7 separate regions of the Mus musculus genome follow, and regions 2, 3, 4, 5, 6 and 7 are each linked to region 1. A link is a loop called in an ENCODE intact Hi-C map of the cell type or tissue named here. Cell type or tissue: left cerebral cortex. All regions are shown on one strand.

Evidence for each region. Peaks named below come from ENCODE experiments on the same cell type or tissue, not always from the same donor. Only the 100,000 strongest peaks of a DNase experiment are listed, where the experiment ranks them.
Region 2: a loop joins it to region 1, with 2.2 times the contacts of the local background. A loop is called at or near these places in 7 of 42 quality-filtered maps.
Region 3: a loop joins it to region 1, with 4 times the contacts of the local background. A loop is called at or near these places in 10 of 42 quality-filtered maps.
Region 4: it touches region 1 in a loop (7-fold over the local background); 29 of 42 quality-filtered maps call a loop at or near these places.
Region 5: a loop joins it to region 1, with 6 times the contacts of the local background. A loop is called at or near these places in 11 of 42 quality-filtered maps.
Region 6: a loop joins it to region 1, with 5 times the contacts of the local background. A loop is called at or near these places in 7 of 42 quality-filtered maps.
Region 7: it touches region 1 in a loop (4-fold over the local background); 5 of 42 quality-filtered maps call a loop at or near these places.

The regions. Positions count from the first base shown.
Region 1 is chr16:37,008,597-37,012,596 of GRCm38, reverse strand. Polq (polymerase (DNA directed), theta) reads right to left here and starts at 811. Exons shown (of 30, transcript NM_029977.2): 1 at 538-811. The coding sequence starts at 697. In left cerebral cortex, CTCF peaks have their summits at 896, 2,032 (motif pointing right) and 3,892 (motif pointing right); DNase peaks (open chromatin) are centred at 879, 1,320 and 2,045; H3K4me3 peaks cover 1,436 bases; H3K27ac peaks cover 601 bases.
Region 2 is chr16:36,922,855-36,926,854 of GRCm38, reverse strand. Golgb1 (golgi autoantigen, golgin subfamily b, macrogolgin 1) reads right to left here. Exons shown (of 22, transcript NM_030035.1): 15 at 2,044-2,222; 16 at 957-1,119; 17 at 629-766. Among named protein-coding and RNA genes, the nearest start is that of Hcls1, 10 kb to the left of the region's middle. In left cerebral cortex, no CTCF peak of the experiment used is centred here; DNase peaks (open chromatin) are centred at 302, 884 and 2,245; H3K27ac peaks cover 1,084 bases.
Region 3 is chr16:36,942,920-36,946,919 of GRCm38, reverse strand. It overlaps Hcls1 (hematopoietic cell specific Lyn substrate 1), which reads right to left. Exons shown (of 14, transcript NM_008225.2): 4 at 197-326. Among named protein-coding and RNA genes, the nearest start is that of Hcls1, 9.9 kb to the right of the region's middle. In left cerebral cortex, a CTCF peak has its summit at 1,650; a DNase peak (open chromatin) is centred at 1,712.
Region 4 is chr16:36,873,196-36,877,195 of GRCm38, reverse strand. It overlaps a transcript of Eaf2 not described here and a transcript of Golgb1 not described here. Among named protein-coding and RNA genes, the nearest start is that of Golgb1, 9.8 kb to the left of the region's middle. In left cerebral cortex, a CTCF peak has its summit at 1,952; DNase peaks (open chromatin) are centred at 1,542, 2,179 and 3,093; H3K4me3 peaks cover 2,745 bases; H3K27ac peaks cover 1,763 bases.
Region 5 is chr16:36,825,931-36,829,930 of GRCm38, reverse strand. Eaf2 (ELL associated factor 2) reads left to right here and starts at 1,672. Exons shown (of 6, transcript NM_001113401.1): 1 at 1,672-1,880. The coding sequence starts at 1,775. It overlaps Iqcb1 (IQ calmodulin-binding motif containing 1), which reads right to left and starts at 1,531. Exons shown (of 15, transcript NM_177128.4): 1 at 1,439-1,531; 2 at 858-927. In left cerebral cortex, no CTCF peak of the experiment used is centred here; DNase peaks (open chromatin) are centred at 884, 1,384 and 1,596; H3K4me3 peaks cover 1,855 bases; H3K27ac peaks cover 622 bases.
Region 6 is chr16:36,835,324-36,839,323 of GRCm38, reverse strand. It overlaps Iqcb1 (IQ calmodulin-binding motif containing 1), which reads right to left. Exons shown (of 15, transcript NM_177128.4): 5 at 3,679-3,808. It also overlaps a transcript of Eaf2 not described here. Among named protein-coding and RNA genes, the nearest start is that of Iqcb1, 8.9 kb to the right of the region's middle. In left cerebral cortex, no CTCF peak of the experiment used is centred here; no DNase peak of the experiment used is centred here.
Region 7 is chr16:36,916,378-36,920,377 of GRCm38, reverse strand. Golgb1 (golgi autoantigen, golgin subfamily b, macrogolgin 1) reads right to left here. Exons shown (of 22, transcript NM_030035.1): 13 at 3,378-4,000; 14 at 582-2,469. Among named protein-coding and RNA genes, the nearest start is that of Hcls1, 17 kb to the left of the region's middle. In left cerebral cortex, no CTCF peak of the experiment used is centred here; DNase peaks (open chromatin) are centred at 1,378, 1,672 and 2,043; H3K27ac peaks cover 665 bases.

The sequences.
Region 1 (4,000 bases):
GCCTATAATCCCAACATTTACGGATAAACACCCTTGGTCCGAGATCGAGACAGCACCCAGCCTGACCTAGAGCAAGCCCTTATCTCAAAAAAGCAAACAAGAACTGGGTTAAGGTTCTAAGACAACATGTGCCTTCCAGCTTTGCTCTTTGCAGTCCAAAGAGCCTGCATCCTACACCACACCCAGAAATTTGGTACTTATATATATGAAGTTGTACCACTGGACATTTATCCTAAGCAAACCCTCGACATGGTGACAGGATCTGGCCAACTTGGAAGTTGTTTCTGGGAAGGTGTAAAGACCCAAAAACCAAAGAACGCCCATATCTACTGGGGCAGTGGTGGACTAAAACACCATCAGCTGTGCATGCTGGCCAAGAGGGAAGCCATCCCCAGGGTTGAGTCCCAGGCCGGGTACTGGATAGCAGCCCTGCCTCCAGCTATCCAGCTCCGGTGCGGGAGTGCATGGCCCTGATACTCTCGCAGCCCATCTCAACCCCTGCTGCCCTCGGCCGCGTCGGCCCCGCGGGTCGAGTACCTGTCCCTGTGAGCCTCCGGCCGCGTCCCAGCCCCGGAGGTGGACTCAGCACCGGTCCACACCGGAGCTGAGGGCTAACAAAGCTATCACCATCTCCCGAGAACGTGTCGGAGCCGGACGATGAACGCCGCCGTTTCCTACTCCGGCGCGGAAGACTCATTGCAAACAAGCTCCTCTCGACTGTTCAGGACACGACACAGTCCCATAGGCCTCCCGCGCGGGAGAACCCCAACCTAGTGACAGCTACCGCCTCCATCTTCCCGCCTCCATCTTCAAATGCAGGCCTCCCAGCACGCCCCGGAACCACAGAGTTCTCCTGGCTAGAATAACCCGACTACCATAGAGTGGTGAGGGACGGAACAGCCCGCGCTGATATCTGGCTTCCGGCCTCCGCTGGCGGCTGGGGATAGAAAAGGGGATAGAGTGCTGGAGACATTAAAAGGAACGGAGCATCTGACTGCATTCGTAGATTGTTCTAAAAACATTCCTCCTGTTTTTACTTATTTCTGGTTTGAATCGGAAGCTAATGAGTTGCCCTTATGTGAATAGATTAGGAAAGTATCTCTTCTTTACTATTGTATTGTGTTTGTTTCTTTTTTGTTTCTTCAGATTGTGTAAAAAAAAAAAAAAAAGTAGGGTTTTTTGGTAGAGCGTAATTTGTGCGGTTTTCCTCTTGTCAAATACGTGAATTAAAATAACAGATGGGGGTGGAGTAGAGGACACGCCCGGGTTAAACATTCCAGGCTGTAGACTGGTTCAGTGTCAATTATTTTGGGTTATCTCGGCCCCTTAAATAGCCACTTGTTTGGTCACACAACTCTGTCATGTTCTTGTGACTATTAAGTAAGTCGTTTGGGAATGTACGAATTTGGGAATGTAGCTTCCACCAACCCAAAAGCTAAGCATGTTATATGCATCTGAGCCTTACAGCAGAAGTTTCTCTTGATTTGCTGGATCTAACCTACCTGAAGTTTCCATTAACATCAATGTATCTTTAAACGTCTTCAGTTATAGCTCTCTTTGCTCGGAAATATAAAAACTCTGTAAAACTGCTACCACAAAACAGTATATAGAACAATTTAAATTTGTCCCTGGGGCCATAGTAACTCATATTTGTTCCAGAATAAATTTTCTTATTCCCTCTGAGTTGAGAACTGCACTTCTGTGTTGGCAGTTGATAGGGAAGGGATTATTTCTGCGGTTATATCCTGAGGATTGTATGATCAGAACTGGAGATTCTGGATAGATCCCTTTGGTGTTGAAAGAGGAGGCTCTGAAAGCACATGAGGGGTCATTCTGAACAAGGAAGTTAGTTATAGATGTGCTTTGACCAACTTCTGGACGTAAATCGGTGCCTGGTACTTGCCTAGTTCCACAGTTCATCTCACCAAGCCAACAAGTGGGTGACAAGCCTATCCTGAAGAAATTATGGCCATTGGTTTGGGGGAAGGATGTGGGGAGTGAATTTAGGAAGTGGTTAAACAATATTCTAAAATCCCACCAGAGGGAGGCATTACTCCATGAAAGAAACGCTTCCTTCCTTTATGCATTTATTCACTAGGAAATTATTGGGCATCAACAGTACACTAGTCTCAGTGTCAGTGATGCAGGGTGGAACGCTTCCTGCTCTGAAAGATACTGGTACAAACATTGACTAAATTAATTATTAATTTAAATTGTGACTACTGCTCAGGGAGAAATTCCTAGGAACAGAGGACTATCAAAGGAATCCTGACTTATAGTCTCAGTGGAAACTAAAAGTCCAGCTGTAGACCTACACAGTCTGGGTCTGGGTTTAGAATGTATTGACTGTGCTATCTTGGGCATCTTGCATAACCCCTCAGTATTCCCACATCATATGAGAAGAGTAGGAGTCTATTATCTGTGGATGAGTATACAGAATGCTGAGACCAGGGCTGCCACATAAGTTCTGTTCAGAGAAAATTACATTACATATTTTAACAAGCCCTAATAATAATTCAAGACTGTAATGAAGAAAGAATAAGCCAGAGAAGTCTCTTACGATTAGCCCATCGAATACTAACTTACTTTATTATGTGAACCATGAGGAGATAAGAAAGTCCACTGGGGAAGCATTGAAAGGGATGGTCTGTGTCCTGCCACAAGCCTAAACTACGCATTCAAATCTTCAATATTTATTCCCAGTATTTTTTAAGTCTTCAAAACTAAACCCAAAGCTACTTCTCAAAAATATCACTACCATATACCTGGCCATAAACCCACACTTCGGGAGGTTGTAGGCCCCAATAAGCAATCGACTGGTGTTGAATTGCTAAATGGGCATGTTACTTTGCCATCAAAAATGTATCCTTAGACCCATAGACTAATCTTATTCTCAACTTTGGCAGAGAAACATCTTTCTGTAGCTAATGCCGAGACTCATAATTGGTCAGAGCGCTGGGAACAGATGACTGTTGAATGTTCAATCCTAAGAGGGGTATCGATATAAACCCTTCCAAGGCTCAGAGAACACTTGGGAAGAGGGGCCTAAAGAATGTAAGGAGGATGGGGGCAGTGCTGTGAGATGCTGTCTTCTGGACGTGACATAGCTGTTGCACTCCGTGAACTCACCACAGCTGTGGTCACATGATCAAAACAACAAGATCAGTCAATTTTCCGACAGGCAGCAGTGACTGAACTCAGTAAAAGAGAAGACTTAAGTTCCCCACTAGCACCCACGCAATAAGCCAGACAGCAGCAACCACCTTTAATCCCATCACTAGGGAGCTAGAGATGGGAGGATTCCTGGGGCTTGTTTAAATAGCCTCAATGAGAGAGCTTGTCTCATAAAATAAGGTGGAAACTGATAGGTGAAAAGTAACTGAATTCCTGGCTTCGATAACATGTTTTAATTGCCTTTTCATGTACTGCTTGACTATGAGGAAAGGCAGAAGATGATTCTTAAGGGATTGTGTTTAGGAGCTACAGAGGGAAAATTATCTGAAATGTAGGTGGAAGGGGAAAGAAGTTTATTCTTAAGTAGGTATATATCAAGAGAGAGGCTAGACCAACCCCATCAAGGCTTAGAGAACATCCAGAAATGAGTGCAAACTGACTTCTAATTTTAAAAGTTTACTCCCAGACTCTTGTCCAACTCCCTTTCCTGTAGAGCATTAAATTAGTTAAACTGCTCTATTCTGGCTGCTGGATTCTTGAATGAAACACACACACACACCAGTTAATTTTTATATGCCTTAGCTAGCTCAATGGCTGGGCACTTCTAATCCTCCCTGTGGCTAGCATATATTTCTTTCTGACCTTCTGATACTCCTAGCTTAACACCTTTTTCTTTTTAAATTTATTTATTATATGTAAGTACACTGTAGCTGTCTTCAGACACTCCAGAAGAGGGCATCAGATCTCATTACTGGTGGTTGTGATCCACCATGTGCTTGCTGGGATTTGAACTTAGGACCTTCGGAAGAGCAGTCAGTGCTGTTAA
Region 2 (4,000 bases), 86 kb after region 1:
ACGTGTGGAGAACAGAGAACAACTCTCAGGAGTTGGTTCCATCTTTCCTCTGTGGATCACCAGGGTGTCGAGCAAGCACATTCACACACTGAGCAGCCTTACTGGCTCATGTCATACGAGTTCTGCTGATAGGACACGTGCACCCCTCACCCCAAACATACATTTCGGAGATTCACAACTCTCCTCAAAGACCACCTCTGGACTCAAGTCTCACTGAACTAAAAGAACTTTAATTCTGGCAGACACTACCTATCTAGGTTTCTTAGAAGAGGGCAGGTCTGGGGAAGAGCTCTTGAGAACACTGACAGTCAAAGAGCAGCAGGAAGACAATGGCTCAGGGAGATGGGCGGGAGATGCCCACACATTCCTAACATAGAGACGATGGGGTGAAGTTTCTGTATATTTGGTGTATGGGTTTCTCCGAGTCATTCTTAAAGACCCACCCAGGGCAAGGAGAACATAGGCTGTGTTCTTGCTCTGGAATAAACACCCAGCTCTTATAAACTTCTGTTTGTAAGAAATATAAACGTCTATTCTCAGGTTATGCTGAAGCGGGGTGTCTGTGCCAAATCTTATCTTCAGAAAGAGAAAAAAGAAATTCAGTTTCAGTCTAGCAGGAGACACGTACCTTGCTGTTTAGCTGCTGAATTCTTAGCTCCTTTTGATGAATTTCCTTTAAACTGTCATTGAGCTGAGTCCTGAGAAGTTCTGTCTCATAAACTAGCTTTTGTGATCCATCGAGGGAAGCTGATGTCTCTGGGGATGCCTGCCAGGACCAAAACGTCAATAAAATGGTCTCTTAAGAGTGTTTGTACTCAAACCCTCCCTCTAGAAGAGATTGCATCACCCTGAAAGAGCTGGGAGGAGGCGTGCCTCATGGCAGCAGACGGGCAGCTGGAGGCAGCTTATGCTTTTGGGTAGTGGCACCCTGTGTAGAAATGTACGGATCTCCTCACCTGTCGCTGGTACTGTGTGGAGAGAATCTGAGCCTGGGAAGAAGACCTCAGCTCCCTCAGGAGACTCTGCAGATGACCAAGCTGCTGATCTTTATCTGAGATGGCCATGAGGAACTGTTCCTTCATCCTCCTCTCATGCAGCTCCCAGGAATTCTTCTCCATCCTACACCATGAAAAAAAGAACGGCCCAAATACACTCATGACAGGAAGAATAATTCCATATTCAGAACATTCTTATGAGGTATGAGTGACTAATACATATCAGAGTGAAATTTATTCTCTAAGTGGAGACACCCAGGAAGCTGCTGAGAGCAAGGCCATGCCAGCACCGGAGGGAAAGCTCTTCCTGGCCGGGCTGCAGTGCCTTCACAGAAGGGCTGGCATTGGGTTTAGAACCTGAGCAAAGAGCTATGTTTCCAAATGGGAAGAGCAGTTCAAGATGGGCGTGAAAACTCAGCACAGGGCACCTGTATGCACGCAGAGAGTGAACTTCAGAACTGTAGGAGTTGGTGTGTAGAGTAGGTATGTATGGAATGAGGGTGGCGAGGTCATGCAGGGCATGGGAACCCACAACAGTCTTTCATCAGTCAGACCCACGATGCAGAATTAACATCAGAGCCAACTCTCAAGGACTTAGAACTCTGGCTCCTGAATATACCAGGTCTGAGACCTGAGCAAATGAATCTCACCAAGTTTCTTCCATTAAATGGGAATAAGCTAGTTATTCCTTAAGACTACTGTAAGGGCTAAATGAGGCATATCACTTATCAAACATAAAGCGTGGCACATATTAAATATTAGGCAGTAAACATTACTTGTTGTTATTTTTATTTACTTCTTTTCCCAAATCTGGTGAAGAGTGGGACTTCTACTGAACACCAGCTACTTCCCTGCTGTGCATAAAGACCGCTGGGTATGGCATGCAGTGAGTGGCACGGGAGCTTTCACTGGGGGAAACTAGGCAAAGCACACACGAGTGCTCTCTTACTGTTCTGCAGCACTCTAAGTCTGTAACTATTTCAAAACAAAACGTCAAGATAAAATAAAATGAAATAAAATAAAACAAACGCTTCGGCTACGGTCCTACCTGAGCTGACGCAGCTCGTGTTGCCAGGAGAGGTTTTCCTGCCTGAGCTCCTCCTCCATCACCTGTAGTGCCTTTGTCTGATCTTGAGATTCTTGGAGCTGAGCCTTCAGCGGACGGAGCTCGGTCATCTCTTGGCTCATCTGTAAGTACTGCTGCTGCAGATTCTTCAGTTCCTTCAGCTTTAACCAGAGGGAGAGCAGCAATGGGTGACTCACGTCTTACTCCTTATTGACCAGTAGCTCCTACCACAGGCACCACGGACCGTCAGCACCTTCCCACAGCGCAGAGACAGCTGAGGGACTGCTGTCAAGGCTACTGTCAAGGCCTAACCATTCCTTTCACTTGTACCCCATTGGCCTCCAGGTCTGAAGCTAACACTCTAACTTGGAGCAGACTTAAGGGACATACAGAATGACTGGACAGAATCCATTTAGACCTGCGTCCTTATTAGGCTCTCTCTCACAGGAACACCAGCAAGCTTTTCTTTGTTGCTGTTTACTTATTTGTTTTCTGTTTGTTTCACAATTCTTGGGATCAAACTCGGGCATCAGGTGGTAGGCTTGCACCCATCCCTAACCCACATCCCTGTTGGACCCCAGTCTTAAGCTGAGCTGATGTTGGCTATATAGAGAAAGGGTAAGCACCCTGGTGGTTACAGACACCCTGGCTCTAGAATTAGATACCCTACTGTTTCTTGGATGGGAGGACACCTAAGTCTTTCTTTCCCTCATCCACTAAATGAAGACAATAACAGTACTTTTCCTCATAAGAATATCAGAATTAAAAATTAATAGATCTCACACACAAAGTTAGTGGATATTATGATGGATTTGCTTTTAGCAAAACTGCATTCTATTTTAAAACTCTTCCCCAATACTCAAAAGTTTGATGAAGAAATAATGTCAGGACATCTGGGAAAGACAACAGCCTTAAACACACACACACCTTTCACCCACTCAGAAACGTTAATACTACCACACCAGTGGCCTTTTAAAAAGCACCAAACGCAAAAAAAAGGATCAGGAAGCCAACAAGGGTCAGCAGCGACACACTCAAGGTTGAAAAGCAGATGAATAATGGTAACTGACTTAACGCATCGGCGACAGCTGGATCTTTAGCTGGTGATAGAGAAGCCAAGGACCCAACAGAACTTACTCTGCAGAATCTTCAAAGGGCTCAGGAATTAACAGCACCAGGTACATCTGGAAAAAATGGTGATGGGTTGGAGGGAGGCGGGAGCTGAGACAAGGAGGATTCTCACAGAGCTGCTTCAGATGTAACTGCACGCTAAGTTCTTCTCAGTTCTGACTTTTTGGTAACCTCACCAAACAACCAGTTTACTCTCTGGAAAAGGTAAAGGATGTGCCCTGGGAGCATGAAAATCTCAGGCCCAGCTGCAAGTAAGGGTACCGCTCTACAACAACTGTGACTGGTGACATGACGCATGCCACAGTGATAGCTGCCCGTCCCTTCCTCAGCTTGGAGATGAGAGTTTCCTTCTATCCAAGAGGTGAAAGATCTCTCAAAGGTCTGATCAGACCCAGAGGAACTAAAGGCACCAGCCTCAGGACCACGATCAATGAACTCATCAGATCACATTGCATTGAATTCACAGCAAGTCCTTCCGCAGGCTTCCTAGATTCTACTCCTCATGTGAAGATGAAACAAGGATTGCTCTTCATGCAAAGAACAGCGAACATCAGGGATGAAAAGCAACTGCTGAGAGAGGGGAATTCACCAAAGTAGCAGGGAGAAGCTACGCTGATGAAAGATGCAGCAGAGAATGCTGGCAAAGAGAAACACTACAGCAGCAAGGAAAACGTACAAGGAAACCTTGCTAGAAGGAGAGGTCAGAGGGCAGGGGCAAGTAGGCGGCAAGCACACACCCGTAGTCCTGGCCTTTGAGAGGTTGGTTCAGAAAGACTGTGCATTCAGGGTCAGCCTGGACTACTCTGAA
Region 3 (4,000 bases), 66 kb after region 1:
ACTCTCTTTTCTGTATCTTGGGTATTGAGATCCAGAGAGAAAAAAAGGCACAAACATCACAAAGGCATTCTGCATCAAAGCCCAAATGGACACCATGCAAACCATATTTAGGATAAATTTTAAAGTACCAACAATTGAGTCAATTTGTTTCCCATTATTTTATTTCTTTAAAGTAGCTCCCTCCCTTCCTACTCACCTTGTCCATCCGGTCTCTCTCCACTCCAAACCGACCGCCATAGCCATGGGATGCCTTAGGCCCCGATTCCAGCTCCTTCTTCTTGAGGATGTCGTGCTCCTCTGACACTTTGTTCCTCAGCTGGTGGATGCTGCAAGGAACCACACACCTAAGACTCTCCACAGTCAGGGAGATCGACAGACTGCTTCTCAGAAAATGGAAATCTTTTGTAGAAAACTCTGAGTCCCTGAATGTATCAGTTGACAGGCTTAGAGTAAAAGGTTGGTATAAGCAATGTAGCCTGATTTACGCTCTCGAGAAGCTAACATCCTGTTGTCTGTTGTCTTTTCTCACTAACATAACCTGTGTGTCACAGAACCAATGAGCCCTCTATGCTAACAAAAGACCTGCCTTCAACCAATTAGGCGGTCTGTCTCAAGAATCATAAAGATGTGCAAATAACTTCCAGCCTACACATTCCTGTCCTAAGAGTCTGCCCCCCCAAATAACTTTAAATACGGCAAAGCTTAATGTCTAATGATTAAAATATTACAGATAATAGAAAACCAACTAATCTGTATGCCCAGGACTTGGAAAATAGCTTAGAAAATTGAAATGCTGCCTTTCAATAATGTAATGACAGTCATTAAGACTGATGCTTAAAGAAATGTAGTTTGGGGTAAATTTACTAGTATTTGTGTATTTATTTATTTATTTATTTATTTATTTATTTATTATCAAGCATTAACATTCTCCAACGTAAGCCTGATAATTTCTGGGAATAACAAACAGAAACAAAGCCACAAAGCCCACTCATCATTATCTGTTAGAAGAGCTTCAAGTTCCTATAACTGAGACTGGGATTCTGCCTCTGAGAGCACACGACGCTGGAGGCAGCAAAGGACACCCACTCCTCTTGCTTACTTTAAGCACCTGGGCATACAGATTAGTTGGTTTTCTATTATCTGTAATATTTTAATCATTAGACATTAAGCTTTGCCGTATTTAAAGTTATTTGGGGGGGGGGGCAGACTCTTAGGACAGGAATGTGTAGGCTGGAAGTTATTTGCACATCTTTATGATTCTTGAGACAGACCGCCTAATTGGTTGAAGGCAGGTCTTTTGTTACCACCTTACTACCATGGAGGCTGCAAGACCTAAGAGGGTAGACATCCTGAAGACATGAGTTGACAGCTCGGCAGTTGTACCAACAAATGACAGACAACAAAGGTTCACAAATTGGGAAACCTTGCAAGGACTCCTGGGACCGCATAGCGTTATCTAGAGGAGAGAACTCTCAATTTTAGAGATCCAGCTTTCTGCAATTAGCAAGGGTCTGGGGTCGTTACTCTCCTTGGGACTCCCCTAGCTCAGGCCCAGCAGAAACTGGTTCCAGGCAAAGTGGCCGTGTCACAGGAGAGGCCTTCTCCTTTCATGGAAGATTAGACCCATCTGCTGGTCTAGTGGGATAATCTCACTGAAGGCTTTTAAAAAGCCTTTCAGCTTTAGCCGTGGTTAATTTTAGAGAGCTGGAGAGGAATCAGATGAACCGGATCCCAGTGCTGGCTGCACCCTGTGTTCCCATGCCTCACCTGACCCCACGGGTAACTGGGAAGCAAAGAGTCAGTGTCAGCTCAACAGCCTTGGGGCTGCCAGGGTCTGAAAAGGACGGGGCGGGGCGGGGCGGGCGGGCGCCCGGAGCTTCTGAATGGCTGTGTGAGGTCCCCAACTGAAGAATCCAAGTGAGGAAAGAAGGGCCTGGGACAAACATATTCAACTGAGCAAATATGCAAATCCACCTACTGAATTACAGTGTGCCAATCAGGGGACTGTACCAACAGAATTATGGCCAATCAGGGGACTGTACCAACAGATGACAGTTTTTAAATGAAAAGGTTGTGGACCAAAAAAAAAAAAAGTACAAAATATTTTACTTTGTTTTTGTGGTTGTTTTGTTTTGTTTTGAGAAGCAGTCTCTTCCACCCAGGATAGCTTCTTATAGGTATCTGTAGCCACACCCAACTGAAAATCCAACTTCTTATAAATTCCTTTACCATATAGCTGAATCCATCCCAAATGGCTCTTAATATATAATCTTTTTATTTGATAAATATCAATTAAACAGCTTTTGAGTGTGAAGTGTTGCTAGGCTCCAAGGACACAGAAGATCTCACACATGGAGACAGTGGACAGATGGAAGGGATACAGGGAAGCTTTCAGAGTGGCAAGTGTCATACCTAGGAGACTTTTGACACAGTGTCTCTGCTTCACGTTTTTCACATGGCTTGTATTGACGGAGCAAGCGAATCTAGCAAAATTCAGAGCTTCCAATGTGAAACAGGAGCAATAAAGGCATAAAGCGGAGCAGTTCTGACAATAAAAACTTTATTCACCAACAATATGGTCATATGTTTAGAAAATCCTACATTATCCACAAAGAAGCTACTGGAACCACTAAGCTTTCAGGATACAGAGTCGCCATTATCAAAGTCGATTGCATTTCTATCTGCCAGCTGCAGACATTTGAAGACCAGAAATTAAAAGTAAATCATAGTCATAACATAACATGAAATGCTTTAGGACAAATTTAATGAAATATGATTTAAGACTTGAACACTGAATAATACTTCTGAAAAACTAACTCAAAGATGATCTAAATAAGTAGAGGAATGCCACGGGTTCATAGATTGGAGAACTCAATACTACCAACATGTTTCCTATCCCTCTAAATGGTCTAACAACTCCAGTGGACCCCCAGTCAAACTCTCAAGAGGCATTTTTTTTTCCCGAGAAGCTGACTAGCTAATTCTAAATGTATGAAATTATAGAATCCTGGGATAGTAGGAAAAGCTTTTGAAGGAACACGCAGTTGGAGGCCTATTCCATTTCAATGACTTAGCACACAGCTATAATAACAGCACTGTGGTAGTGTGCTGTCAGGGCAAACATTGCTTAAGGAAGCAGAACAGAGTCCAAAAGTCAACCATACAGAAGGTCAAAGAAATCTGCTAAGTCAGTGGGAAAAAGAGTTTGGATTGTGTTTGGAAATTGGATATCCATAGAGAAGAAGAGCCTTAACTCAATTGCATGCCGCACATAAATATTAAAAAAATAAAATTTTAAATTGAGCCAAATGTTTGAGATAATCTTTACAACTCTGAGGTAAATTTTTTCTCTTAGACAAACAAAAAACAAATAAACCAAAAAACCCACTAATGATAAAATAATCTTTTTATATAAATCAGACTTCATCAGAATTCAAATCTTGTGCCATTCAAACAATACCACCAGAAAATTAAAAGAGCAATCATTCCTCTTGGAAGAATATTTATAAAATACTCATTTTACATAAGATCTGTTTCTAAACTATACAGGGAACTCAATAAAAGTACATTAAGTACATTAAAACTGAGTAAATATATGAACAGACATTTCAGAAAGAAGATAGGTGAAGAGACATGAAAATGAAGCACATGAAAAATGCTTAATAGGTTTACTCACCCAAGAAACACAAATTAACATCTCTGCATACCCACAGAGTGGCCAACATTCAAAATACCAACAATAACAAGTGCTGACAAGGACACGGAACAAGTGCAACACATACATTTCTGGTAGAAATGATCTATGACAAATTTCTTTTTGGAAAATAGATTGGTAGTTTCTAAAAAGGTAAACACTCACTGACTGTATGAATAAGCAATTAGATCTTTAAGTATACCTTGGAAAATATAAAAATATATGTCAAAGGAGAGAGATGTGCTCAAACACTCAGAATATATTTGGAATAGCATCAGATCAATGAACAAATCAAATGGTACCATA
Region 4 (4,000 bases), 140 kb after region 1:
CCATTGATCAAGAGCACATATAACTGAGCCAGGCAGAGGCAACGCTTGTCTCTAATCCAGCACCTGGGAAGCAGAGGCATGGGTATCTGTTTGAGGCCAGCCCGGTCTATAGAGCCAGTTCCAGGGCAGCCAGGGCTATCTGGAACTATTGAAAACACAAACACAAACAAAAACAACAAAAAAAGCAACCCTAAAGTACCTAAAATAAGAAAGAGGATTTCTCATTCTCTTCATTACTTCATAAAGTAGTCTTCATTAAGGGTTGGGGATGTAGCTTGGTATCAGAGTGCTTGCCTCACATGCATAAGGCTCTGAGTGTAGTCCAGTCTGGGTTGTTACTAACAGGCAGTATGTAATGCGCATCAATGTGTCACAAATAATTTATTGCTAGTAGGTAACCAAGAGAAGTTAATGATATATTTTATAAATAAGCATAGTCTCAACATCTCTTTAATCCAAATGGGCTGAGGTGCTGGGAACAAGAGAGTTAAAGGGAAAATCTTCTAAAGATGATTACTTTTAGAAAGGACTATATTCCAGTAGAATGGGAACCCCATTCCCACCCCCCCCCAAATCGTGGAAATCCTCAGAAATGTTGACCATCATCGTGAGAAACCAAGAGGCACATTTTATGTGATCTTCAAATTCCGTCGTGACCGTTGTAGACAGATTTTTTTTTTAATTTTTCATTTAATTCTCTAGTATTTTTGTATATTTTATAATCTGTGGTGTATTTTCAGAGATATTGTTACACTATCCAAATTAACATAAAATTTACTTAATCAATATACTTAGGAATACATTCAAGATATTTTACCTGTAGCATATGCAATTAAGAATGTTCAGAAACTACTTCTGTAGTTAAACAAATGTTAAAGCACAGTGAGGACGGAAGCATCAAACAGTCCTACCAGGATCAAGGAAGTAAAGGCCGTGTAACCAACACCAATGCTTCAGGCCAGGGCCTTCTGGAAGTAAGAGACCTACCATTTGGCTATACTTTTAACCTCTAAAATTTTTTAGTTGTCCTCATTTTTTTTTCTCCCGTGTCTACTCCAAGTCGTCTCATTTTTCTAACAGAACATTTCCTGAATCTGACCCTTTACGGTCATTCCGATCATCCAAACCCTATTTACTCATGTTTCTAGAAAGGCCTCCACACTTTGTTATAAACTCTTGCACAGTCCATCTTGCTCAAATCTGGAAATCCATTCCTTTAATGGAGAGCTTCCAACTATCTCTAAAAGTCAACGTGTTTATCCATGATTTTAAATATCTGTTCCACTCCCAAAACTGTCCTCTCCTCACAGACCAACTGCGGGGCTTTAAATAAACCAGGCAAATATTTCCTTCAATCGCCCTGAGGCTCGTCCTCCTGTTCTCATTCCTGCTGCGCAACAACAAACCCATGCCACAAGGCCACACCAAGGGTTTTTTTTTTTCCTCCAGAACTCCCTTCAACATTCCCTTCCTTCTGGATCATCTCTCCGTCATCTTCCTAACCCAACAGCAGGATCATTCGTGGGCCTCGACTGCGGTAACGGCGACAGCGGAACACTAAGTTTGTTCAGGGCTGGGGCGAGCACAGGGCTGGGGCAGGTTGCCTCTAGCGTCCCCGGCTCGGTGCCCAGGCTGGCTTGCCCAGGCCGCTCGGACACAGGGCCGTCCGTGCACGTAGGGCTGACCAGCTCGCCCGCCTCCGGGGCTCCCCGGGGAGGAACGACCCTGCCGGCAGACTGACTGGGTGTCTGTGTCCCCGGGCCGAGTACGGCGGCGGGCACTGGGCGACCACCTAGGGCGGGCGGGTGAAGGCGGCGGAGCCCGGAGGTGAGGGGCGGGGCGGCCGGCTGAGCCGTGTCCCGAGCCCCTTGGCCCGGGGCTCGCAGCAGAGCCGTTGCGGAGCTCCCCGCGGAGCCTGCGGCTCCCACTCACCTGCAGGCGGCCGTCCCAGCCAACTCCGGACGCCCCCCGCCCAATCGAAGCCACGTCAGCTCGGTAACCCAAGCACGGCGCCACCGTCGACGCGCCCCTGGGAGTCAGCCACTCGCCGTGAGACGGAAGGCTGAATCAAGGCGTCGACCTATCGGAGCGGTGCTCAGGGCGTTGCTATGGGAACCAGGCACGCCTTGTTTGTAACTAACTGCGTTACACTGACAGAAACCAACCAATGCCCTAAAGCCTTCCACTTCCTCAAAGACGGAGCCAATGGATTCTAAGAAGGACGTGCCGGGTGGAATCACATGGTGGGATGTGACCCGGAAGAAGATCCAAGGAGGCCTGAAAACACCGAAAGGGGTGGGCTTTCGGCAAAGATCAGGTGTTTGCTGTATGGGTTGGAAGTTCCGGTTTACCCTAATTTCTCATCTCGCGCTGTTCCCACTAAGGACTATGGCCTCGGCTTCTGAGGAGACTTTGGACTAGGGGCGCCAGCTGCTAGTATTTGCGATTTTGTGAGAACCAACCCGGAGTAGAGCCTGAAACTTGGTCCTTCCGATGGGGGAGAAAGCGATTTAGTAACGGAACTCCGATTTCAACCTGACGTCACAGGACATCACTCAGGATGTGAGGGTAAGAGACAGTATTTAAGAGTTGAAACGTTCCCCTAAGGAATTGGCTCTTCAGCTGGGATAAGCAAACAGATTTAAGGGCTCGGGCTCTGTGAGGAGTCAGTGAGAAAGAAGCTCCAACAAGAGACAGAAAAGCGATTTACGGGGGCGGGGGGGGGGCGGTGAGGAGGGAGGAAGGGAAGAGAGGAGGGGAGTCATTCTTTTTTAATGATGTCACCATCGGTAAATTTCCCAGGATATATAATCAATCCCTCACCTATATACATGAAAGCAACCCTAATTAAACTCAATGTATTTATTTTTCTTTTAGTGACATAAAAGTGGGGGTGGAGTGCTGGGAGAGTTTTCTAGAGGGACTGAGGAAAATAAGAGTGTTCATGATCAAAATGCATACATGTGTGAACTGTCAAAGAATAAAACCATGTAACAAAAGAAATGGTCTCACTCTTCTGATTTTCTGTTACCCAGTTCCCTCTCAAGGCCTTCCTTCATCTTCCCCTACACCAAATATAGACATCCCAAGACTTCCAATGTTGTGCCAAGAAGCATTTGTGAACCCCAAAAGACCACCAAGGAGCCGTTTCTAATGTAATCACATTAGGGTCTCTTTATTACAAACTCGAGTTTGGGCTTACTCACCACCGGCCCACAGGACGGTTTGGTGAGGCAGCGCAAAACTCTCACTGGGACAGGGTTTATAGGAAATGGAAGTAAGTGAGGGAGGGTCCAGCCTTGCAAGCATGCAATTGTCTATTGTAAGCCGACAGGTAGGTGCTCTGAAGCAAGACCGTATACAACCACTAAAGGTCTGAAAGTATATCTGAAACAATCAGACTAACCTTTGATTATCTGTTGCTAGGAAGTAGCTAGGGGGTAACTGGCTAAGGACAAGCCATTCGGTCCTTCCTGGTACTTAGGTGCAACTTGTGTTCGGGTGGGGGCCAAGTTTTTCCTTTTAAGATGGAGGCAGGTTCCAAGATGTTTGGCCTCTCACTAATTTGTCTTCCAGATAACATATTTTATTTTCAACTTAACATTTATTCAAATATTTGTCAAATGTAAATTGCATGTAACTATCACATATATATTTGTATATATATGAAAAAGTATATCATATATACCACAAGTATAATATACACCAATAAATCACAAGTTAGAAAAAGAAATGGCCAATTAAAGGCTTTTTTTTTTTTTATTGAAAAGCAGTGTATGAGGGCTAGAAAGATGGCTCAGTAGTTAAGAGCACTTGCTCTTACAGAGGACTCACTGGGTTCCCAGTCCCAATATCTGGTGCCTCATAGCTACCAGTAACTCAAGCTCAAACAACCCCTTATATTTTGAGTAAATACCCCCACATAGACACACACACACACGCTCACAAACAAGCAGTAATTGAACATACTTTCCATTTCACCATTTTAAAAAGGAAATAA
Region 5 (4,000 bases), 180 kb after region 1:
GAAGATGTAAAACTTTCCAAGAGAATGCATGTTGTCTTACTCTTTCCGGTGTCTACATTATCCTGTTCTTTGTAAGAATTCATCAAAATATGCTTAAACATTCCCTTCACTGGTGGCCATTCTGATTGCAAATTACTTTATACAATATGGTAATAAAATCAATGTGAAAGTATACATCCACTCACTTGTGCCACTGAACAAATCCCTCTTGACATTAGATGGCCACAAAATCAACCACCTGGGTTTCTCTAAACCAGTGTTTTCATCTATGAACATAATAGCCATCCCTTGTCCCTAGACTTCAAAATTTATAAGGCATTCAGCAATGATTAAGTCTAAAAATATGAAAGTATTGCTGAACCCAAAATAATTATTTAGAGAGCATGTATTAACTCATTTAACCACCTCAACAATTCTAAGGAATGGCATTATTTTTTACATAGCTATTATTATTTCCCCAATTCTAATGATAAACACATTTGTTTGATTTGCTTGCACAAAAATCACATTGAGAGTATGAAGCTGACGTACAAGCCCAGAGATTCTGGCTTCAGAACCTTCGTGCATAAATACATTGAACAATCTCTCCTTGTATCTTTAAAGGGTAGAAGGCAAAAAATAATCCCTCATCCATCTGAAAAAAATAAATTGACAAACCTATTTAAGGTAGAAGTGCTGAAAGCATAGTCTGATGCCACAATTAACCTGAAGAATCACCTGAGGGGGCTCACTGTAGACTTTCTCTGAATAATCCTCCAATACAAAGCACGCTTTCTCCTACTTCATAACACTTCTGTGAGGTGGGGTGTGTGTGTGTGTGTGTGTGAAGGCAATTATCAATCAATTGACGCTCTTACCCTACTGCTAGACTGATCTCTGAGAAATCAAGAGTCCCAAGGCCGCGCTCTTCAGTGCTTCCAGGAATCACTACAGAAACAAATGCCAGAAACAAACGTACAGCAGTCAGTTACCCCTAACCCTAGGCTTCTCCGTCGCCTCCGGAAACGCCCCCTCCTCAGGTCCTAACCCCGGCGGGAAAAGCCTGTGTTTTTAAAGGGCTAATTAAAAAATAATAAATAAATAAATAAATAAATAAGAAAGAAAGAAAGAAGAAAAAATAAATAAATGAACGGCCCTTAAAGGTAACTGCGCGGCTTCCAGAGGTTTCCAGTCTGGTCACATCACCTGAGGGGGCGCGGCTGGGGTTCCAGACCCGCCTCAGAGCAGCTAGGCCTCAGGAGGCCCCAGGCCTGGGCCCGGCCGCCACCTCTCGTCAGGCGTCCGTTTCCACACCAAACCTGCGGGCCCGGCGCGGAGGAGGCCCACGCTCCCGTTACCAGGCCCCGCCAGGCAGTTCTGCCCTGGGTGTCTGGCGTCCTAGCTTCCCCGCCCCCCTAGGGCCTTTCCTCCATCCCAGCCGCCATCTCGGGTCTGTTACCTCATCTCTTTCCCCGCGTCCGTCCACCTCAGGGCCCGACCCGCACAGCGTACCTCAGCGAGGCGGTCTCCGCCGAGCTGTGTGCGTCGCGACGCGGGAAGGGGGCTAGGGGCGGGGATGGTGGCCAGGGGCGGGGCGGGGCCCTGGGGCGAGGGGCGGGGCAGGTGTCTCCAGACAGCCAATCAAGACTCGGGGCGCTCCAAGGGGCGGCCGCACGCGTCTGGAGGTGAAAGGAGCTGGTCCCGGGCACCGAACTCAAGCTCGCAGCCAGTGCAGCTGTTCCAGAGGCTGTGGCAGGGGACGGCGAAGGCCAAAAGCGGGAGGCAGGGGACGAGGATGAGTGGACCAGCGGGACTTGCATACCTGGACCGTCGCGAGCGGGTTCTCAAGCTAGGCGAAAGTTTCGAGAAGCAGCCGCGCTGTGCCTTCCACACCGTGCGCTGTGAGTGCAGACTGTACCCCGGGTTCCTTCTGGGATGGGAGGGTGGTATGGAGACAGACTCCTCCGGATTCTGTAATTCTGTCCCCGCCGCTCTTTGCTCCCCGGGAGACCAGATGGCACAGTGATCCACTACCCAGTTGCCAGCCTCTGTGCAGGCACCTGGCGTCCCACAGTGTAGGAGAACCCTGGAAGGGTTTAAGTGAGACTGACAGACCTGAGAGGAAGTTTTGTGGGACGATCTGCACGGGTGGCTGTGGAGACTAGCGTGACAAGTGGATGGTGCAGAGTTTGAAAAGGTGACAGACAGATGGAACAAAGGACCGAATGCAGGGCAAAAGTGATGTGGAGAGGCCACAAGGACATTTCTTCCCCATTCTGGCTGATGAGGGTTCCCATTTAGTTTGTTCTTGGGAAGAGATTGTCAGCTGTCTCAATCGTTTGTATCTCTTTCCATCTCAGATTTCATGGTCAACTAAGTAATTACTGATTATCAAAAATTGAAAGATTTTTTTATCTAGTTTCTTTACTTTAAAAATCTACCTCCTAATGATTTCTACCCTTTGGTGTTTTGTTCTCTGGGATCTATTTTAATAGGTTATCTCTAATATTGTTGAAAAAGAGGTTATAATGAGCCTTTTCGTTTTAGTAATTAAATGAGATGCCAGCACGAAAAATATAACTTAATTTTGTATGTAAAACTTCTTTTTTGCATAATAGGCCACAGAATTCTAGCGCATAAGGGAAAGGTCACTGAGTTGTGACCTCTGTGTGTGTGTGTGTGTGTGTGTGTGTGAAATTGTAGATTTTTTTTCACATCTCTTTTGCAGCCCAGCTCTTCTTTACTGTCTGCTTGTCCTACATTCTCCACCATTCTGTCCTTTTCCTTACAAGGTTTATATTCTGAAAAACACTCATTTAAAACTCAGTCTTCAAAGTTTAAGTTGTAGACAATTCATCTATAATAACTCAGAGTAAATGTAGGAAGAACCAATGGGTTTAACCTTCCATTGATTATATTTAAGCTTTATAAAAAGGCTGCATTAAGCAAAAATATCATGTTTTGGTGGAATAAATGGGAGAAGTTTACCAACAGAACTTCAGTAGTGCTCCTTGTTTATTTTGCTCTGGGTTACCATCCAGAGTTCCCCACAATGAATCAGTGAGTGTTGTGCAGCCATAGTCTCTCTCCCTCTCTCCCTCCCTCTCTCTCTCCCTCTCTCTCTCTCTCCCTCTCTCCTTCTCTCCCTCCCTCCCTCCCTCCCTCCCTCCCTCCCCTCCCTCCCCCTCTCTCTCTCTGTCTCTCTGTCTCTCCCCTTTCCAAAAGCAAGGTACTGTTCTTAACTGACCTCTCAATGCCCCTTTCCCAAGTACTATGTCCTTTTCCTCTTCCTTCTTCTCAGGCATGCAGTGATCTTTTGTTTTTCAGTACAAAGTTTAAAGTTACAAAAAAGTTATTTAGTGATAGATATGTTTATTTTTTTTATGTGTATGTGTGGGCCTGAGTCTATATATGCACATCATATTATGCAGTGCCCTCAGAGACCGCAAGAGAGCCTCAAGTCCCTTGTAAGTGGAGTTAACCGTGGCTATCAGTGACCTGATGCTGGTGCTGAGAAGGACCCAAGTTCTCTGTAAGAACAGCCAGTGGTGCTCTTAACTTCTGAAACATCTCTCCAGTCCCTCGATGTATATATATTTTACAGCTTAGATATGCATTCTCTTCCTACAGATGCAAATCCAAAATTAAATGAATGAAATACAGCTTTTGAAAAGTGCCTTGCAGGTGTTCCTAAGACTTTTATTTATGGGTTCTTTACAGGATTAATTACAGCGTTAGAACTCAAACCCAGGGCTTTGTGCATACTAGTCAAGTGCTCTATCGCTGAGCTACATCCCGGCTTTACAAAAGTTCTTAAGATGTTGAAAACATATTTTCCAAATTAGAGTCGGATAATCGAGCCACAAGAATGACAATAAACAAGCATATGCCAAAAGACAAAGCATAATCACAAGCACAGTAAACAAGCTTAGACTCCACCCTTAGTCCTGCAGAAGACTTAAAAAAATACTGTCTCCCCCCCCCCCCGCCCCACCCTATCCAATTAAGTATAATATTACAC
Region 6 (4,000 bases), 170 kb after region 1:
TAATTCACTGTCTACAATTCTGATGTATAGTAAATGTTCCATTAATATATACCAAGTAAATAAACAATGTTTTTTGCTGAAACTAATCTTGTGAAAAGGTATTAATAGTGCCACAACAGGAGACAAAACAGATTACATTGACTATGTCTGTCATTTGCTGACTATTTAACTTTAATGTAAAGTTGTATAAACCAACTCAGATCCTGAATGTTTCTACTGTACCATAAAATTGATAGCAACAGTTAAAGCAAGCAAACAAAACACACATTAACTTAAATAACTTGTCTTTTCCTATAAAACCACCAAACGTAAAAAGTGTCACATTAAACTATGATTCCTTAGTCTAGTAAATTGCTTTTCTAATTTCATCCAAAGATACAACAAGACAGGTCACCATAATTTTTTGTTGTCAATATCAAAGAAAGACCCTGTATTTCTAGATGTCTATACTATACTTTAAAAGCCTGTTAGATGATGTCAATCATTAATTTATAACCCCTGACTTGTGTTAACAAAATTTGCCATTAAAACATTTCAAAGTTCTTGAATAGGTATTTTTCTCTTTTGATATGGATTCAAAAAACTATATGTAGCCTGGGCTAGAACATCTAATATATGTCCTACCATATTTTATACTACCCACAAATATCAAATTCTTAAAAATTTTCTTGAAAGCTTCCAAGTAGGCTAATGGCCACCAAAATTCCAGATGTAGAATATATGATCTCTGAGTTAAATCTTCTGCCAACAATATTTCTTATATTGTCCATATTGTTAAATTTCTCATTGAATTCCATTCGTTTTATTTTTAATATGTATGAGTGTTTTTCCATGCGTGTATATAAATGCGCATCACATCTAAGCGTTGCCTGAGGAGGCCAGAAGAGAAGGTCGTCAATTATAGGAGGTTGTGAGCTACCATATATATTTGTTTTGAATTTTGAGACAGGGTTTCATTACCTGGCTGACCTGGAATTCTAAACGGACTAGACTGGCCTCAAACTCCCAGAAATTGGCCTGTCTGACTCATGATCAAGAAATACTTCACTCATAAAAAGCCTCCTTTTAGCAAGGTGTAATGATGGGAATCTATGTTCCAGCAGTCAAAAGACTGAGGCAGGAAGAGTGTGAGTTTAACATTATTTGGGCTGCATAGTGAAGCTCTATCCTAGGAAAAAATGGGGGAAAAAAATCTATCTCAATTGGTCTTTCTATCTCTATTCTTTCCTATGCACATTACATTTCTGATTATATCATATACGTTAAGTAAACCTGTCTTGTGCTGATTTTCAGGTAATTCACTCAGTAGCCCAGGCTGGCTTGGGACTGAGCAGTCCTACTGAATCAACTTCCCAAGTCCTAAGGCCATGAGCCATTTCTAGTCTATAATTCTCTTAATGGCTAATTAGGAGTTGCTATAAACTATATGAGCTTGCAGTTTTCTCAATAGAATTGAGTTTATATGAATGTCAGAATAATGAGACAACTATTTACTAATTTCTTTAATATTCAAAATAAAACTATTCTTTTTTAAAGTAAAGGTTTACCATTATCATATATAATCATCCCATATGACATAAAATACCTTAAACTAAATATTACAAAATACCCATTGTTAAACTTTCTCTCATCTTTCCTCTTCTATTATCCCTAGCCTCTGGTAACCAGTTTTCAAGTCTCAACTTCTAGGAGATGAGCTTGTTTTAGATTCTATATGTCATTGAATTCATACAGTATGTGACTTTCTGGTGTGGCCTACTTCACTTACTGGCCTTCATTTCTTTCCATGGTGTTGCAAATGACAGAAATCTGCCCTTTTTATTTCATTATTTATGCACTGATTTCTGATATTTAGGTTATTACTATTTTTGACTATCGTAAATAGTGCTGCAATAAACATAGGAGTAAAGATGTTTTGATATTAATCTCACTCCTTTTAAATAAATATAATAAGTCCAACAGTGTGATTACTGCATATAAATGTTGTTTAGCTAACACACATATTAAAAAAAATAATTGAAAGAGTGGAATTAAGGAGGTAGAGAGATAGCTTAGTGGTTAAGATCACAGGCTGCTCTTTCAGGGGACCTGGGTTTGATTCCAATCACCTATATGGTAATTCATAATAAATGAAGATGAGAAGTCTTTGGTATTCAAATTGGAATCTGAATTCCCTGCGGGGCCATTCTACGCTAGCTTAATTCAACTAACTCAAAAAGAACTGAAGATGAGGAAATTCTCAACTTCTGGTCCTATTCCTACCCTCAGAGTTAGGACTGAGGACTGAGCACAAATACACTCAAGGTCTGACTGAGCACAGTGAGACAATCTTGATAATCACTTAAGGTCAGGTCAAGTTGGTTAGAGGAAGAATGGGCACCATAGATGGGAAACTGATAAGTTAGTTATATGATTGATTTAGTCATCTACAAGAATGGAAACAGAAGCTGCCAATACCATCCAACAGATAAAGGACATGACTACCTTAATAAGCAACAGTGCTAAGTAAATTCCTAATGACTTCTCATTAGGCAGGATTCTTTGCTTATACAGCATACGTAGTGTTCTACACTAAGAAATATGAAAATAGATCTAACAGGGTTGGACACTTAAGGATGGTAGAATACAAGGTCTTCAAAAGTTTGCTTCTCATAATGAAAAGGCCTTATTACAAATTCAAAGCATAGTATGGCATTTGCTGCTGTTCTAGGGTGTGTTCACAGATTACATTTTCAAAGTCTGATATACTGATGTGGCACTTCTTTACAGAAAGTAGACTAGATGCAGAACATTCCTGGATACTAGAATACTGATTTCCATACACAAGGCCTGGATTTTGCCCAACAGCTCCACAATCTGAAGATCTGAAATAGGTACTTGATAAGGCAAAGAATCATTTTCTCCATGATCTCCTCTTCCCTCTTCCCCTCCCAGCCTCTCTTTTTCTCTGTATACAAACATTACATAAAATATAAAGGTATCAAAACATTACATAGTTCCCTTAAAGTATGTAAAACTTTATGTGTCAAATAAAAAATAAAAGCTGCCGGGCGTGGTGGTGCACACCTTTATTCCCAGCACTTGGGAGGCAGAGACAGGTGGATTTCTGAGTTCGAGGCCAGCTTGGTCTAAAAAGTGAGTTCCAGGACAGCCAGGACTACACAGGGAACCCTGTCTCAATAAAACCAAAAAAATTAAAAAATAAATAAAATAAATAAAAGCTATGGTCTAACTAGCCTGAAGTGTCAGCAATTAAAAGTCTGAAACAGCTATTACAGTCTGGAATGAAGTTATGCCGTGGATATAAGTATATATGCATGTTTCCTCACATTAAGGGGTAAGACAAACTCTTTAAAAATCATACAGTATTCTTTAGCTAACATTTTCAATTTTTCTAATTTAGAGATTAATTTCTTGGTTGTAATTTTTAGCTTAAAGATGTTTAAATTCACTTCTCTACTTGTATGTTCAGCCAGATATGGCATATTTGAAAAATGACAGGGGATAACTTAGGAAGGGATAGATATGGCATACATCCTAGTAATCCCAGTGCTGAGGAGGTTGAAACAAAAGGACTGAAACTCTTGAGACCTGCAAAGCTATACACCGAATATGAAGCTAGCTTGGGCTATACAGTGAAAAAAAAATGAAAATTATTTGGCTATACAACACTTATACCTTAGTTGCATTGATGAAACATGTTTGTAACCTTCTCCCCAGGATAAGAAAATTTTCAGCAGCTGATGGAAGTAACTCCTTGTAAAATTCTTCTCCATCTTCTCCTGGCTCTAAGCCCACACAGCAATGGCTGAAATAAGAGTATAAGCTTGTATTAATCATAAATATCATTTGAATAGTCTAACTTCCATAGGCATTGTGCCTTAATGAGAACCTTAAGTGTCATTCTTTTGTTGACAAGCCAATTAAAAAGTTGCTAGAAAATTTCAGCTTTCTAAGGAACTAAGCTGTGAAATGGACCTCGCTTGCATTTAGTTCCAGG
Region 7 (4,000 bases), 92 kb after region 1:
ATGGCAGAACAGTTATTCTTAAAACTTGTTGGGACAGTCTCACTACATTGCCCAGACTGCCTTAAGTGAGCTACATAATCTCGGCTCGTCTTGAACTCACAACAGCAGCCCCTCTGTGCTGGAGTTAAGACGAATGTGCCGCCACACCACTAGCACTGACTTCAGGAAATCCCTTTTACATTTAACATCTTTCTTGACACGTTAGGGTTGAGCTGTACTTCTAAGACAAGCTAGGTCCTTGCTATCCTGGTCTAGTGAGTGACCAAGAGCTCAGCTGACACTGAAGACACTGAGTGACCAGCTCCATGCTTTCCCCCCAATTAATCCACTTTAAATTCTGGGACCACTTACAGCAAAAGCAGCTGGTTACCTTTTAACCCTTTTATAACCAATGCAGATTCTGTGCAAAGAAAAATCCTCACCTTGAAAATGGTAACAATATGTCTGCTTCTCTTAAGACCCAAACTGTGGAGTGTGTGGCAATGCGGTGATTAGAAACATTTACCCTTTTCTATGGCAATAAAAATCCATGTGAAGAATGGCCCCAACCTCTTAAACACAGATAGGAAGCACACACTCACCAATCGATCTCTGTCATTCTGGAGTGAAGACATGGCTTTTTTCAAGCTCTGTACTTCTGCTGGGCTGGAGGCAGCTGAAGGGGCTGCAGCCCTCTGCTTCCCTTCCTCAGACTTCCGGAATTTCTCCAGCTCACTCCATAGGCGATCTCTCTCATTCTGTAGACTGGTCATGGCTTTGGAGATGGACTGCACTTGGTTGTGAGAACTTTCTAGTTCTGAAGATAGGTGAAGCAACTGCTCGTCTTTGGATGTGAGCTGCTGGTTCAGTTTCTCAAGGCGGGACAAGACGTTCTCAGAGGTGGACAGGGGAAAGGCAGCCTGGGAAAGAACGTCCCCCTCTCTGCTTGAGTCCTGCCACTCTTTCAGCTGGGCCAGCTCCTTGAGACTGGCATCATACTTCTTTTTCAGGTCACCAAGCTCCTCAGTGGCATGATCTCTGCTGTCCTGCAAGGAGCTCATTGACCTTCCAAAGGCCTGAATCTGCGCCATAAGATCCTTATTCTCTTTGGTTACCGTAAGCAACTTCTGTTCCATCTCAACCAGGTCTCTCGCCAGCTCTGCCACCCTCTCTTCGGCTGTTTCTGTCTCGTTTCGCATTATCCCTGCGTCGTGATGGAGGTGCTTCAGCTCTTTCTTCAGCTGATCTTCAATTTCACTTACCTTCCTGGTAGCTTCCTTCTGTACACAAACTAACTCCTCTTCCAGATCTGCAGTTCTCTTCTGGGAGGAGGAGAGAGCCATATTTAGCCTCTGGAGCTCTTCTTCTTTTGCTTTCAGTTGGGCATGGTAGACACCTAGCGTTCCTTCTTCCTGCAGGGCGGTCAACTGTGTCTGTAAGTTTTTGATCTCTTTAGACAAACCTTGTTTCTCCTTCTGGAGGGCATCGGAGGACATTTGTAGGCTTTGCTTCTCTGCTTCTAACCCTTTCAGCCTTTCCTCTAGCTTTGTACACTCATTTCTCAGCTCTTTATTCTGCTGTAGCTGAGCATCAAGGAGCTGCTTTTGCTGAGAGTCCTTTATGGCTATCACCTCGTTCAGGTCCCGCCTATACTGGACCAGCTCCGCATCCAGCTTGGCATTCTCAGAATTGAGATCATCCATGTGACTTCGCAACCCTCGCATCTCCTCCTTCAGTTTATTATTCTCAGCAGCAGCATCTTGGATGAGCTGGTCTTTTTCCAAGATTGCAGAGAGATGTCGCTCTTCCAGCTGCCGATAGTCACTTACGATGCGGTCCCGGTCATCCTGGAGAGAGGACATAGACTTCACAAAGGAGTCCAACTGAGCCTTCTGCTCAAAGCTCTCCTTCTTGATGGCTTCCAATGCTTCTGTGAGCTGATTGGTTTTCTCAAGGGCCCTTTTGTTTTCCTCTTCTAAGGCCACATTCTCCTCTTCCTCCTGGGACAACAGGTTTTCTAGTTCTTTGATCTCTTTACTGTGTTGCTGGTGCAGTTCCTCAACAGCTAGTTGGATCGCCTCTTCTTTGCCAGAAAGCAGGCTTATGATCTTCTGTTCCTTCGCATTGATTTCGTCGTGCAGCCGACTGGTGAGTTCTCTGGAGGCCGCTAGGTCAGTCTCTAGCTGTTCACAACTGAACTTACAATTTTGGATATCAGCTTCTTGCTGCTTTATGATCCCTTCCAAGTTGTTTTCGTGTTCTTTGCATTTTTCTAAAGAGTTATTTAGGTCAGTTGTCTGGTCTTTGAGACTCTTAAGTTCTGATTCTAACTTAGTTAATTCATTCTTAGAATCATGATACAGCTGGCGAGCGTCTTCTAACTGAGACGTAAGTTCTTTATTTTCCTCTTGCAGCTTATCATAAGCCTTCTGGTGATGCTGGAGCTCCGTCTGGGCCTTGGACTCCCAGATTTCCTTGTCATGTTCAAGCCTAGGGGATGGGGACAGGGGTCAGGGGGAAGAAAGAGGGTAGAGAAAAGGAGGGGAGGAGAAATATTAACTATATGATATATACCTAATTGATCTACAAATCAGACAATATTCACTATTGAAGGTTTTCAGATATCTTAGTTCTCTGTATCTATACACGTGTAATAACATGATCTAACACATAGAAAAAGATAACATATTAAAGATACATCAGGGAGATCTGAATCATGGAAGTTTGTTCCTTACTTTACTGATCCCCAGCCTGAGATACTGAAAAGCAAATCAACTCCCAAGTATTCTACTTTGCTCCAGACAAGCTAATGGTAGGTTTCTTTAAAGCTACAATCTTGGCAAAAGAAACAGTAAGGTAATGAAAGGGGAGGCGGACTAAGGGTAGAGGTAATGCTGGCTCCTGAGCTTGGAAAATGATATTCTAGAGTTTGAGTATAGGGTTTCTAACTGACAGAGAGAGTACAGTTGATGACAACTGTGGCAAAGAGAGAGGGGAAGACGACTCAGGGCACTAAAGCAATCCTTTGGGAATAAGCTGGTGGAAATCTAGACACAGGTAGTCAGGTTGTCAAGAAATCCAGAAACAGAAATGGGAAGGCAGAGAAACCTAAGCTGTCTCTTAACAGACATTGGTGGTGTGTGTGTGTGTGGGTGGGTGGGAGGGAGTAAGATATCAGTGATTTTGTTAATGATTTTATAGTGATACACATTGTAACAAGAAGTTACAAAACTAGCAAAAAAGCGTTAGAAGGGGAAGGATATACATTCTAAAGTAATTTAAAACAAACATTGGTTCTGTAACAAATAAAGAATAAATGAAATAATAAAGTCAAAACAGTTTAAAAGCTTTCCTTGCCTTTACAGTTCTCTCTGGAGGGGAACATGTTGGCTGCTTACCTGGAGACGGTGATCTTCAATTCCTCCATGTGGATGGCCATCTGTCGGAGCTGATCCTTTAGAGCAATGCAGTTCTCCTCTTTGAGTCTGACCTCTTCCTCTTTGGTTTGAATGGCATCGCCAAACCTCCGCTCCCATTTCTTAGCTTCATCGATCACCCTGTCCCGGTCATCCTGCAGGGATGACATGCTCTTAGTGAAGGCTGCAAGCTGGGCCAAGGTGCTATCCAGGCTTCCCTGCAGCTCCTTCATCTCCTGGTCTTTCCTGGTCAGACTGACTTGAATCTCTGCAAGCGTTTCTTCCACGTGGGCCTTCTCTCTGTGCAAGGCATCCAGCTTCTCTTGCATGTTCTTCTTCTCTTTCCGGTGTTTCTCCTCTGCTTGCTCCAGTCTTCGCAAGAGGTCTTCATCTTTTTGTTTTATCTGGCTTTTGATGGATTCTTTGTTTGACTGAAGCTCCTTTTTCAATTTGAGGTTGTCCGCTAGCACTCTCGCAGCTTCGCTTTGGGTGTCATCGAGCAGTATCTTGAAGCTAGATAATTCAGCTTGTGCCTTCTTGCGGTGTTCAACTGCCTGGGCCAGATTTCCTTTGGTCACATCCAAATCCTTCTGGGACTCGGTGTG